Linked DNA regions of Mus musculus: region 2 is linked to region 1. Evidence: chromatin loops called from intact Hi-C (ENCODE). Cell type or tissue: heart. All regions are shown on one strand. Links, peaks and the distances in the headings refer to the core of each region. The heading gives the core; the rest is flanking DNA.

Region 1 (5,374 bases), core at 197-5,196:
ACAGTGAGTAGTGGGTAATCTGCCTCCGTGAGCTTAAAAACAAACAAACAAACAAACAAAGGCTGGAGTTGTATATAGCAGTAAACAAGAAACCCTGTCTCAAACAATGTGAATGTTGAGGACCAACACCTAAGGTCCTTTGACTACTGTGTGCTCACATGTGAGCAGGTGTATACACACACACACACACACACACACACACACACACACACACACACACACAGACCAATAATTGGAATTCATCAAAATTAAGTATTTTCTCTATAAAACCATTTTAAATGATTAAAAAAAATAAAAAACCAACCTACAGATTCAAAGACAAAATCTGCAGACCAAATAACCCAACAAAGGACTTATAACTGGAGTGCCCAGTGAGCTCTTAAAGCTACACAACATTAAAGGAAAACGACAACATGAAGGGGCGATGATCACATGAAAAGAAGCTCAATCTTCCTCTCTCCAGCCACAAGGACAACATGAACGAGACACAAAGAGGTGGTGCCGCATGTCTATTAGAATTTTTACAAAAAAAGAGTGGTAATGTCAAAAGCTGACCAACTGCTAAGCAGCTGACACCCGTGTAAGGTGAGACGACCCTTCCAGGAAAGAGTTAGGAAGATCCTTTTTAAAAAAGTATCATTGTTCAGGGCTGGTGAGGTGGCTCAGTGGGTAAGAGCACTGACTGCTCTTCCGAAGGAAGGTCCTGAGTTCAAATCTCTGCAACCACCCATAATGAGACCTGACACCCTCTTCTGGTGTGTCTGAAGTCAGCTACAGTGTACTTATTTATAATAATAAATAAATCTTTTTTTAAAAAAAAAGTATCATTGTTCAACAACCACACCACCCAGCAACACTCCACGGCATTCACCCTAGAGAAATTACGAGCTATGTCCACACAGAAGCCTGTACGTCACCACTCTTGTGGATTTATCTGAACTAGTCCCAAGTGGGAAATGAGCCAAACGTTCTTCCATAAGTGAACATGTGTAAACGAAGCACAGCACATCCACACCTTGGCGTAGTACTCAGCCGTTAAAGGAACCAGCACCTGATCTGTGTCACAGCTTAGACGGACTGGAACGCAAATACGTTATTCTGCATGAAGACGGCTGGTTTTTCAAAAGGTCGCCTGTTACATGCTTCCCTGTATGTAACAGCCTTGAAATAATACAATCCTGGAGATGGACACTAGACAGTGCTGGGGGTTAGGGACAGTGGTCAGAGGATGAGACTCTCAACGAGCAGGCACAAGGCACTTCTCTGCGGTGGGTGGTGAAACACACCTGTATCCTCAGATGGGTGGTGTCTGCACAAATCTACCTGTGATAAAGCAGTACAGGACCGGACTGTACGTGCACGAGATAGCAGTGGTGATTTCCTGCTTTTTTGATATCCTTCGTCATTACTGTTGTCATATAGCATGGAACCCTGAGGGTGAGTGGGTGTAGGATACACAGGACCTCTAAGACCAGCTTTGTTGAGAATCTGTTATCGTTTCAAACTGAAAACCATTTTCTAAAAGACTCTAAACAAATAAAGCTGTGCCTGGAACTAAGCAACACAAGTGACTTTCTCATGGGGCCACTGTGAGAGAGCCCCCAGTGATGGTGACCCATGTAGAGCATGAAGAAGGGCAAACTCATACACCCCATTTCTTCATTTCTTCACAGCATTCCTTGAGAAAACCATCTCTAGAGAGTCTAAAAATAATAAACAGAGAGCAATCCTCTATCCCCTATCCTCTATCTACACAGCGCTGAGTCTCCCTATCCTTGCCTTCTTGGTACCTCCCTCCCCATCCTTGGGATTGGGCACATAGTAGACACTGTGCACCCAGTGTCTCTACAGACAAAAAGGTGGTTACAACCAATTCAAGGGTGGGAAGGGGAGAACGAGGAGGGTCAGAGACCTCTAACTTTCCCCTACAAACACCGTTTGTCTCAAATTACATGCTGAGACAAGAGAAGATAGGAGAAGCGTGCCCTCATCCCAACAGCCCAGGCTGGGTCTCCTAGCTTGGAAAAAGAGAAAGTCCTGTCACAATCAGGACAGATGAAAGGGACTCTGCACCCTCAGAAATGTTAACTTGCTCTCATTTGTTCTGTGTTGGGAGATGAAAAGCTATAGAGGGCTTAGAACATCATCCCAGAGAGGAATCCCAGTATTCTAATACCAGAGAACTCATTAGTCCTCATCCTTCCTTCCCTGCCTTCTGATAAACTTGCCAAGCCAGCCTCCTGAGAACAGATCACTGTTCTGAAGTCTATGGAAATGCGCCCCCTGGAGGGAGGTGGGCGAGCCACCGTTAGCTCTTCTCTGATTCAGGGAGTCCAGTGGGAGTGTTTTCCTGGGGATGGATTAGATTGTTGGCATGCTGCCCTGGATTTTGGAAACTAAGAAGTGGCACTCAAGATGCCTCACTAGGGCTGAGGGGGTCAAAGGCCTCAGAAGAACCTCGACTTAGCTCCACGATGGTGTTTCACTTTAGGGAGCTTCAGATTAGTCTGAGGCTGCCAGGAGAAGTCAGGAGCAGAGCCTACCTCCTCCCAGGGTCTCCGAGGGAACCTGCTTTTAATTTAGAGTCCTGGGCCTGTACTAGACTAATTGACAGTGATGTTTGAGCAGGTTCTGAGATTCCTAAGAATCTTCTTGCAAACCAAACCTCAAGAGATGTCTCCTGGGGGCTGGAGAGATGGCTCCATGGTTAAGAGCACTGACTGCTCTTCCAGAGGTCCTGAGTTCAATTTTCAGCAACCACATGGTGGCTCACAACCATCTGTAATGGGATCCAATGCCCTCTTCTGGTGTGTCTGAAGAGAGCAATGGTGTACTCATATAGACAAAATAAATAAATCTTGAGAGAGAGAGGTCTCCTGCAGGAGGAGATATATAAATCTTCACCCCACAGGGCCTGGGAGGTGACTCAGTGGTAGAATGCTCTCTTATATGGCTCATGGCTTGGGATTCAACAGCACCACAAAATAAACCAGAAGCAAAACACTTCCCAACCTATAAAGTGCTTGCCGCATGCGCAGGAGGATCCCGGTTCTAGCCTTAGTACCTGTGTAAGAATGACATTACCCAGACACAGAGTGGGTTTGACCCTAGCAGTAGGTAGAGACAGGGGAGCCCTAGGGATCCATGGCTAGGGATCCATGGCTTAGTTGACCATAGTCAGTGAGCTTCAGGCCATTTAAAACCCTTTCTCAAAGGAGATGGAAGCTGTCCCTAAGGCTGATACTGTAGATTGTCCTCTGGCCTCCACATAGCTGCACATCAACTTGTTACACACACACACACACACACACACACACACACACACACACACACACACACACACAGGCTATGTAAAAATTCCCCTGGCTGCATGGTGGTGCCTCACACCTTTAATTCCAGCACCGTTTCATGTAATAATAATAATAATGATGATAATAATAATAATAATAATAAATAGGTGCAAGGCTCTTTCATGGAGCCTTGTGAAGAGAGAAGAGGCAGGAGTGGGTCAGCATTGGGGATTCATGTCTGGGTCCCCTCTGTACCCACTTCTGAATGTCTTCTGGTCCTGGAGAAAGTACTGTTAAGTGATGGCTGTGTTGTCGCCAGTTATAGAGCCAGCGTAGACGATAGTGCTCATGAGGACAGTACTTTGTGCCATAGCTGTTCCTGCTTCTCCCTGCCTCCCTTCCTGGTCCATGAAGAATTGATTGCCTTACCAGTGAGGTTGGTAATGTTATCCTCTGCTAGAGTTGTAAAGCAGATGGGATGTGCGTGCAAGATCCTCAAGGTCTGTACATTCATAGAGCTCAATTACTGTTAGCTATTATTTGTTATTATTATGGACATTGTGATTAATATTATTAACTGTCATTGATAACTAATAACTGCATCATGGAACTAATGGGACAATGGTTTCTTTTTTCTCTCTTCCTTCCTTCCTTCCTTTCTTCCTTTCTCTCTCTCTCTCTCTCTCTCTCTCTCTCTCTCTCTCTCTTTTTCTTTCTTTCTTTCACAGGTCTCATGTAGCCCAGGCTGTCTCCAGCTTACTCTATAGCCAGTGATAACTTAAGCTTCTAGTTCTCCTGCCTTTATCTCCTGGATGCTAAGATTACAAGACCACCACACCCAGTTTTTTTCTAATTTTTATTTTGAGTTTTTAAAATCTATCTTTTAATCATTTTTAAAGATTTTTAACAACTTTTGTCCAATATTATAGTTTGATCATGTTTTTTCTCCCCCTACTCCTCCCAGGTCCTCTCCACCTCACCAACCACTCAACTTTATGCTTTCTCTCTCTCTTTCAAACAAAACAAAACAAAACAGCACTCATCTATGACCATACCACCCTGAATGCACCCAATCTCGTCTGATCTTGGAAGCTAAGTAGGGTAAGGCTTGGTTACTACTGGGAGACCAGAGGGTGCTGTAGGCTTTAAAATAAATAAATAAATAAATAAATAAATAAATAAATCTCACAAAAATCAAAACAAAACAAAACAATAAGCTAAAAATGCCCAAGCTAAACAAAAAGCCCACAACAAACAAACAAACAAACAAACAAACAAAAATGGGTTTTGTTTTATCTTGGCCAGCTACCCCGGGGATACGGGTCTGCTCTGAAGTGTGGTTTGATATTCACAGGGACACTCCACTGAAGAAAACGGATGTTTGCCTTTGTTGGTAAGTATCAATTACAAATAGCATCTTGGTTAGAGGTGGGACTCACTCTCCCACCTCAGTACCCTCCTATCTGGCTTGACCTGTGCAGGCTCACAGTGTGGTGTCAAGGATGGAGACCAGGGCGTCATTCAGAGCTGGTCTAACATTGAAACCGGAGCTCCTGGACAACATCGAATGCGATGCCTTGTTTACAGAAGTGGGGCTCACCCTGGGGAGGCCCAGTTTAACTCTTACCCTAGGGCATTCTTACTGAGGTGCATGGTGGGAACTATTCATGACACCCACTCTTTCAGAAAAGGACCCCAGAGGGCCAAGAAAGGTGAGCCATGTGTCTGTCCTGAGTGACCCAGGAAGTGAGTGTGGCCGGGCTGGGCCGTGGATCTGTATTCTCAGACTCTACTCCTCCCTCAGATCATGTGGCACATGGGTTTATAGCAACATCCGCTCTTGACAGTCCATCCCAGTGACAAAGATGCCAGCAAAGTGACAAGCTATTGGGCTGGATGTCCCTTGTCACCTGCCCCACTTGTGTCACTTGTGTCACCTTTCCCTTGCTGGGAAGGTATAAGGTAATCACCCAGCCTGTTATCAAGAGGAGAAAATCTCCCTTCGAATAGCAAAGGCCCAGGCATAGAGTCACCAGCAAGAAAAAGCTTAGCTAGGATCTCCACTCAGGTGTGCCTAGGGTCTC
Region 2 (5,374 bases), core at 170-5,169, 63 kb before region 1:
TTCCAGAGGTTCTGAGTTCAATTCCCAGCAACCATATGGTGGCTCACAACCATCTGTAATGAGACCTGATGCCCTCTTCTGGTGTGTCTGAAGAGAGTGACAGTGCACTCACATGCATAAAATAAATAAACAAATCTTTAAAATAAAAAAAAGAAAGAAATGGTCTTCACCAAGAGTCCAGCATGGGATGAACTCCTGCAGTCTTCCAACATCTGAATGCCCAAGATCCCATCACCAGGCAAAGCACCCTCATCAGCTCAGCGCCTGGAACCTGGGAGCTCTCCTCCCGGTCCAGCCCGCTCTAGTGGTTGCGCAAGTTGTTATGGGAGAAGGTATGTTCCGGGAGTAGAGGAAACAATAACAGAGTCTCTTGAATGCTCTGTAGCACTCCCCACTGAAGAGGTGTACTTTGACCTAAGAAGAGCCCCCAGAGGAGGACCCTGCCTCATCATAATTCTATGTGGCTCAACACTGCTGTTCGACTCATTTGGCGGCCACCGTTCATCTGGTCATCTTTGCCTTCCCTCCTTGCAGTGGCTGATGGCCCAGCCTATGATGACGTTGGTGTCAGAGCTGTTATGGGGCTGAGCCAACTAATGAGCTAGAGGAGGCCTCCCTCTGTCAGTCAGTGGGACTGTGGCCCTCAAGCTCAGAAGTTCCTAACACACGATATTGCCGTAACCTCCCGCAATCTGGATCTTAAAATACTAAGACTTTATCCCCCTTATAATTTATTATTTTTTCCCTTGCTATCATGGTAATGGATTTTGTCTTGATGTACTTGTGCTGTTATTGGAAGCTTGTCAAGATTATTTCTGGAAGTAGATGAGTCAGCGGAGAGTAAATAAAGATAAGAAAACCACAGAAGCCACCACTCTTCCAGTTAAGAGGCAAACTAAGGGGCCATCTTGTCTTAGCTCCTCACCCTTCTCTACCTGAGAGCCAAGGGCCTTTGCCCATAGTGACAGACAGGGGAAGCTTTTTTCTGTGACCTCGCAAGAGGTGGTAAGTGGGGGCTAGCCTGGCCCATGGCCAACACACATGGCCGACACACAGGTGCATTCTTCCTATGGGGGCATCCTATAGTAATGACATAGACGTTCCATTGTTCTCATCAGAGGGAGTTAAGAGGGGAAATAATCTCCCTCCTAAGTCTGGCTTGCCTGGCCCTGCCCAGCTCTGGACCTGTTGATCCCTTGTCCCGATAGCTGTGACACTTGTCGCTTAGCGCCGACCAGGCCTTTCCTCAGCTTCTCTGGTGCACTGGCACCTGTGCTTCCCTCGAGTGCAATGGGCTTCCAGGTTTCCATAGGATTCTTCTGGTCTTTGCTCAAGGGTAAGTCACCTCAGGAAGTCCCTCAGCATTTATCGTGTGCATTTATCGGACTGGATGTAAACTGTGAGACCAGGGCTTTTGGTTGACATGGTGGCTGCACACATGGATTTCTGACTAAGAGACAAACCTGGAGGAGGCATTTGCTGTTTCCTGATCCCAGAAGGCCTGGGGTCACTGTCCTCACATATTGTCAGACAAGTCCCCATAGGTCTAGGTCTAAGAAGGAGACACATGGCCTTGAAGACCAGGTGAAGAGAGATTTTGTTTCTAATCCTAGATTTGAACTTAATTTCATGGCTTCAGGCCAACTCTGTGGCACTCCTGGGAGAGGAGGGCTTGAAACGACTGCTGCTCCCAGCACTGGCCTCTAAGGTCCAAGTCACAGGGGACCCTCTGCTCTCAGGCCATGTGACTCTGTAATATGGCCTGAACCCAGAACCCAGAACCCAGAAGTTCCCCCCTGCCACAGGGAGCCATTAGTATCAGTCACAAGTTTCCGCTGAGAGCGACTGCTCGGACTTGTTTCTGTTGTTTTGCCAAGTTCCCAAGAATGAACTCGTTGGTCTCCAGCCAATCTTTAACTGACTTTGGGCTGTGGGCATCTGGTCATGACCCCGGGGCAGAGAAGGATGAGAGATGGTGGAGGGGGCTAAGACGCTGATACTGACGGCCAAGGAACGGTTTTTGAGGTGACACACTGAGCCCCAAAGCTCCATGTGGTTCTGTCGACCCCTGTGACCCCCTTCGTCGTTGTCCTTACTGGTTGCTTAGAAGCTGCTGAGCTCACGTTGAGGCTGCTGCAGCCAGCATGGCAGGGGGAGAGGTACTCGACTCCATTGTCTCCGCAGACAGGGTGGAAGACGGAATCTGGGCACAGGCAGTCCCTGCGGCAGGCGGGAGGCTGCGGATGTATAGAACTTGGTGTGCTGCCAGGCGAGACAGGAAGAGAAGAGAATCAAACAAAGCAAGACCAAGAAACAGCACCACACTCCAGCCCAGCACGAGGTCCTGGCCTGGCTGATGTGCCTGCATACCCCCGTTTGTCTTAGGCCAGTGCTGTCCCAGAATCTGAACGGAGCCGGTGGGAGCCGGCTGTGAGTCTGCCATGGTTTGGACATCATGGCCCTCTCCATTCTCCTGACCCTGGGAACCCAAACCCACCCATTACTCAGTTGTAAAGGTCTAGCCAGAAAACACCCATGCCACTGTCAGAGTTAAAATGACTGACAGCCTGAAGCTCTGTTGAAGGAAGTGGTCTACGCTACAGTGAAGTCATTAGAAACATTTGCCTTCTCTTATGGCCCAGCTAGGTGCTGGCTGAGACCTTTGGAGGCCACTGAGGTTTTTATAGACTGTTCATCTCCTGAAACAAATGGATTCACTGATCTGGGTCTGTCCATTCGCCTTCCTATCCTGGGCCAGAACTTCATCGAAGTGGATTTCGATGGCTGTTCTTACTGATCTTCTTTGGGGAAGTTCTGATGGCTGAGTAGTGCATTGATAAACAGTAGCAGTGGATGTTGGCATTTATGGGACATCACAATGGAAGGGCCTTTTTGTTTACGGATAACTTCCTCATAGCAACAAAGAGTGTCATATCTAGAACTCAGGCCAGGCAGGTGACAGAGGTGGGACCAAACTCCCACTGAAAACCACCTCAAGGACCCCAAGCTTTCAGGTTTCTCTGGGTCCCCAGCTTCTCTGGGTCCCCAGTCAGCCTGCAGAACGGTGGTGAGTTTCTCACTCCCTCACTCGAGGCAATGTTCCCCTCTTTTGTTCTGCTTTCCTCTGTCATCTGTCAGCTACAGAGGAGGTCATATCACACTATGTTTTTGCCTGATGCTGTTGGTGTATTTGGAGATGTTGCTCTCCACGAGAAAGAGACTATGCTGGGGTTAAAAGGTTCTGAGTCTCCAAATCTTGCAAATGTTTTGGGCAAAGTCCTCAAGAAAAAGTTTCAACGACAGCGGGGACAGCACACCTGAAAGCTCTAGAACAAAAAGAAGCAAATACACCCAAGAGGAGTAGACGGCAGGAAATAATCAAACTCAGGGCTGAAATCAACCAAATGGAAACAAAAAGAACTATTCAAAGAATCAACAACACCAGGAGCTGGTTCTTTGAGAAAAATCAACAAGATAGATAAACCCTTAACCAGACTAACCACAGGGCACAGAGACAGTATCCAAATTAATAAAATCAGAAATGAAAAAGGAGACATGGAAATCAAAAAAATCATCAGATCCTACTACAAAAGCTTATATTCAACAAAATTGGAAAATCTGGATGAAATGGACAATTTTCTAGGTGCCAAAGTTAAAACAGGATCAGATAAACCATCTAAACAGTCCCATAACCCCTAAAGAAATAGCAGTCATTAATAGTCTCCCAACCAAAATAGCCCAGGACCAGATAGATTTAGTGGAGAATGCTATCAGACTGTCAAAGAAGACCCAAGACCAATACTCTTCAAACTATTCCACAAAATAGAAACAGAAAGAACACTACCCAATTCATTCTGTGAAGCCACAATTACTCTTATACCTAAACCACATGAAGACCAAACAAAGAAAGAGAACTTCAGACCAATTTCCCTTATGAACACCCTCACAGAAACAAGGGGAGGGGGGACGGGATAGGGGTTTCCAGGAGGGGGTGAAACTAGGAAAGGGGATAACATTTGAAATATAAATAAAGAAAATATGTTTTCCTTTCAAAAAAAGAAAACGTTTCAAGGTGGTTACCTGGGGTGGGTTTGTGGGGGAGGGGGGAGGAGGTGGGGAGTGGCATGTTCCTTGCTCATGGGGTTGTAACACTCTTTCTGAAGATAAAGCTTGCCCTACGCTTACGTCTCACGCTGCTTTAAGCAAGCAGACTGGTCCTTTGACCTGCCCCTGCCTCTGCAGCCCTTGTTTTTTACAGTGTGTCGCCATTTTAATTGTTCATCTCTAAACCTTTTCAAGTCTCTTCTCCTCTTTCTTCGACATCTCAGTGAGACTCTAGCTCTAGCTGGTTCAGAGCTGGCATTAACCATTGCTTATTTCCTGGCTTCTATGGCTTAGGCTCATCCAGACACTAAGCCGGCTAGCTTCTGTGGCTTCTTACAAAACCAAACCCTAAGCCCAACCCCACTGGCTGGCTAATCTCATCTCATAATAGAACACACTATTTGAGACCTGGCTTCCTGTGTCACCATGTGAGACATCAGATCAAATGAGCAGGACGGAGGAGGTAAAAGGCAGAGAAGAGAGACATACAGTGGCTGGATTCCGGCTGTCCATTACCTGGGAGGGTAGACCTCAGCCACGGCGGGTGTGGAACATCCCATAAAGAAGAGAGGGGCACATAGGATTATGGAGATGGTCATGATGGTGGCAGCTACTCGGGGGATGGTTTGCAGAGGGAAAACAAAACGCTTCATGAGGATTCCTCCAAACAGCATCCCCAAGGCCGCAGCTGGAAGGTTCACAGCACCTAGGTGAGAAGGAGAGGGGCTGGATGCACAGCCTGGGAGCCTTGAGCTGAACCACAGGGAAGGAGCACAGCTTCGTAAAGAAACGATGGGTGACTACCGAATATCACTAACTGTTGGGTGATTGCTGGGTACATCCCGAGAATTTACTTTAGTAGAGGGTTGGCTAGCCTGATCAAAAAGCAAAGAGGCAGTCAACTTCTGACACCTATAACCCAGCGCTTGGGAAGTGGAGACAGGGGGATCAGGAATTCCAGGTGATCCTCAGCTACCTAGCAAGTTCAGAGTCAGCCTGGGCTATTCTAGGACTTGTTTCGAAGAAACAAATTGAAAACAAGAAGACAATGACAACAATAAGGAAGTAGATCGTTCTTGGGTGGCGATGCCCTGATCCGACACTGAAGGCTGGAGAAATGATAGCATCCCTAAAGGCTACACAGGACTTCAGCGCAAACAGGGAAGTCACCCCAGATCTCATGCCCTGATTATCTTGTCAAATCTTTGGTCAAATTCACCTATAGATGGGGCCCAGTTATTCATTTAGGCACTTGGTAGAACCCCCATTA

Evidence for each region. Hi-C counts contacts between places; a loop is a spot of excess contacts. Peaks named below come from ENCODE experiments on the same cell type or tissue, not always from the same donor. Only the 100,000 strongest peaks of a DNase experiment are listed, where the experiment ranks them.
Region 2: a loop joins it to region 1, with 2.2 times the contacts of the local background. A loop is called at or near these places in 4 of 42 quality-filtered maps.

Annotation. Positions count from the first base shown.
Region 1 is chr9:103,010,478-103,015,851 of GRCm38, reverse strand. All of the region lies in intron 1 of Slco2a1 (solute carrier organic anion transporter family, member 2a1), which reads right to left. Among named protein-coding and RNA genes, the nearest start is that of Slco2a1, 4.7 kb to the right of the region's middle. In heart, for the core only: a CTCF peak has its summit at 2,289 (motif pointing left); no DNase peak of the experiment used is centred there.
Region 2 is chr9:103,073,812-103,079,185 of GRCm38, reverse strand. Slco2a1 (solute carrier organic anion transporter family, member 2a1) reads right to left here. Exons shown (of 14, transcript NM_033314.4): 9 at 4,621-4,810; 10 at 2,097-2,262. Among named protein-coding and RNA genes, the nearest start is that of Rab6b, 36 kb to the left of the region's middle. In heart, for the core only: no CTCF peak of the experiment used is centred there; DNase peaks (open chromatin) are centred at 545 and 2,125; H3K27ac peaks cover 598 bases.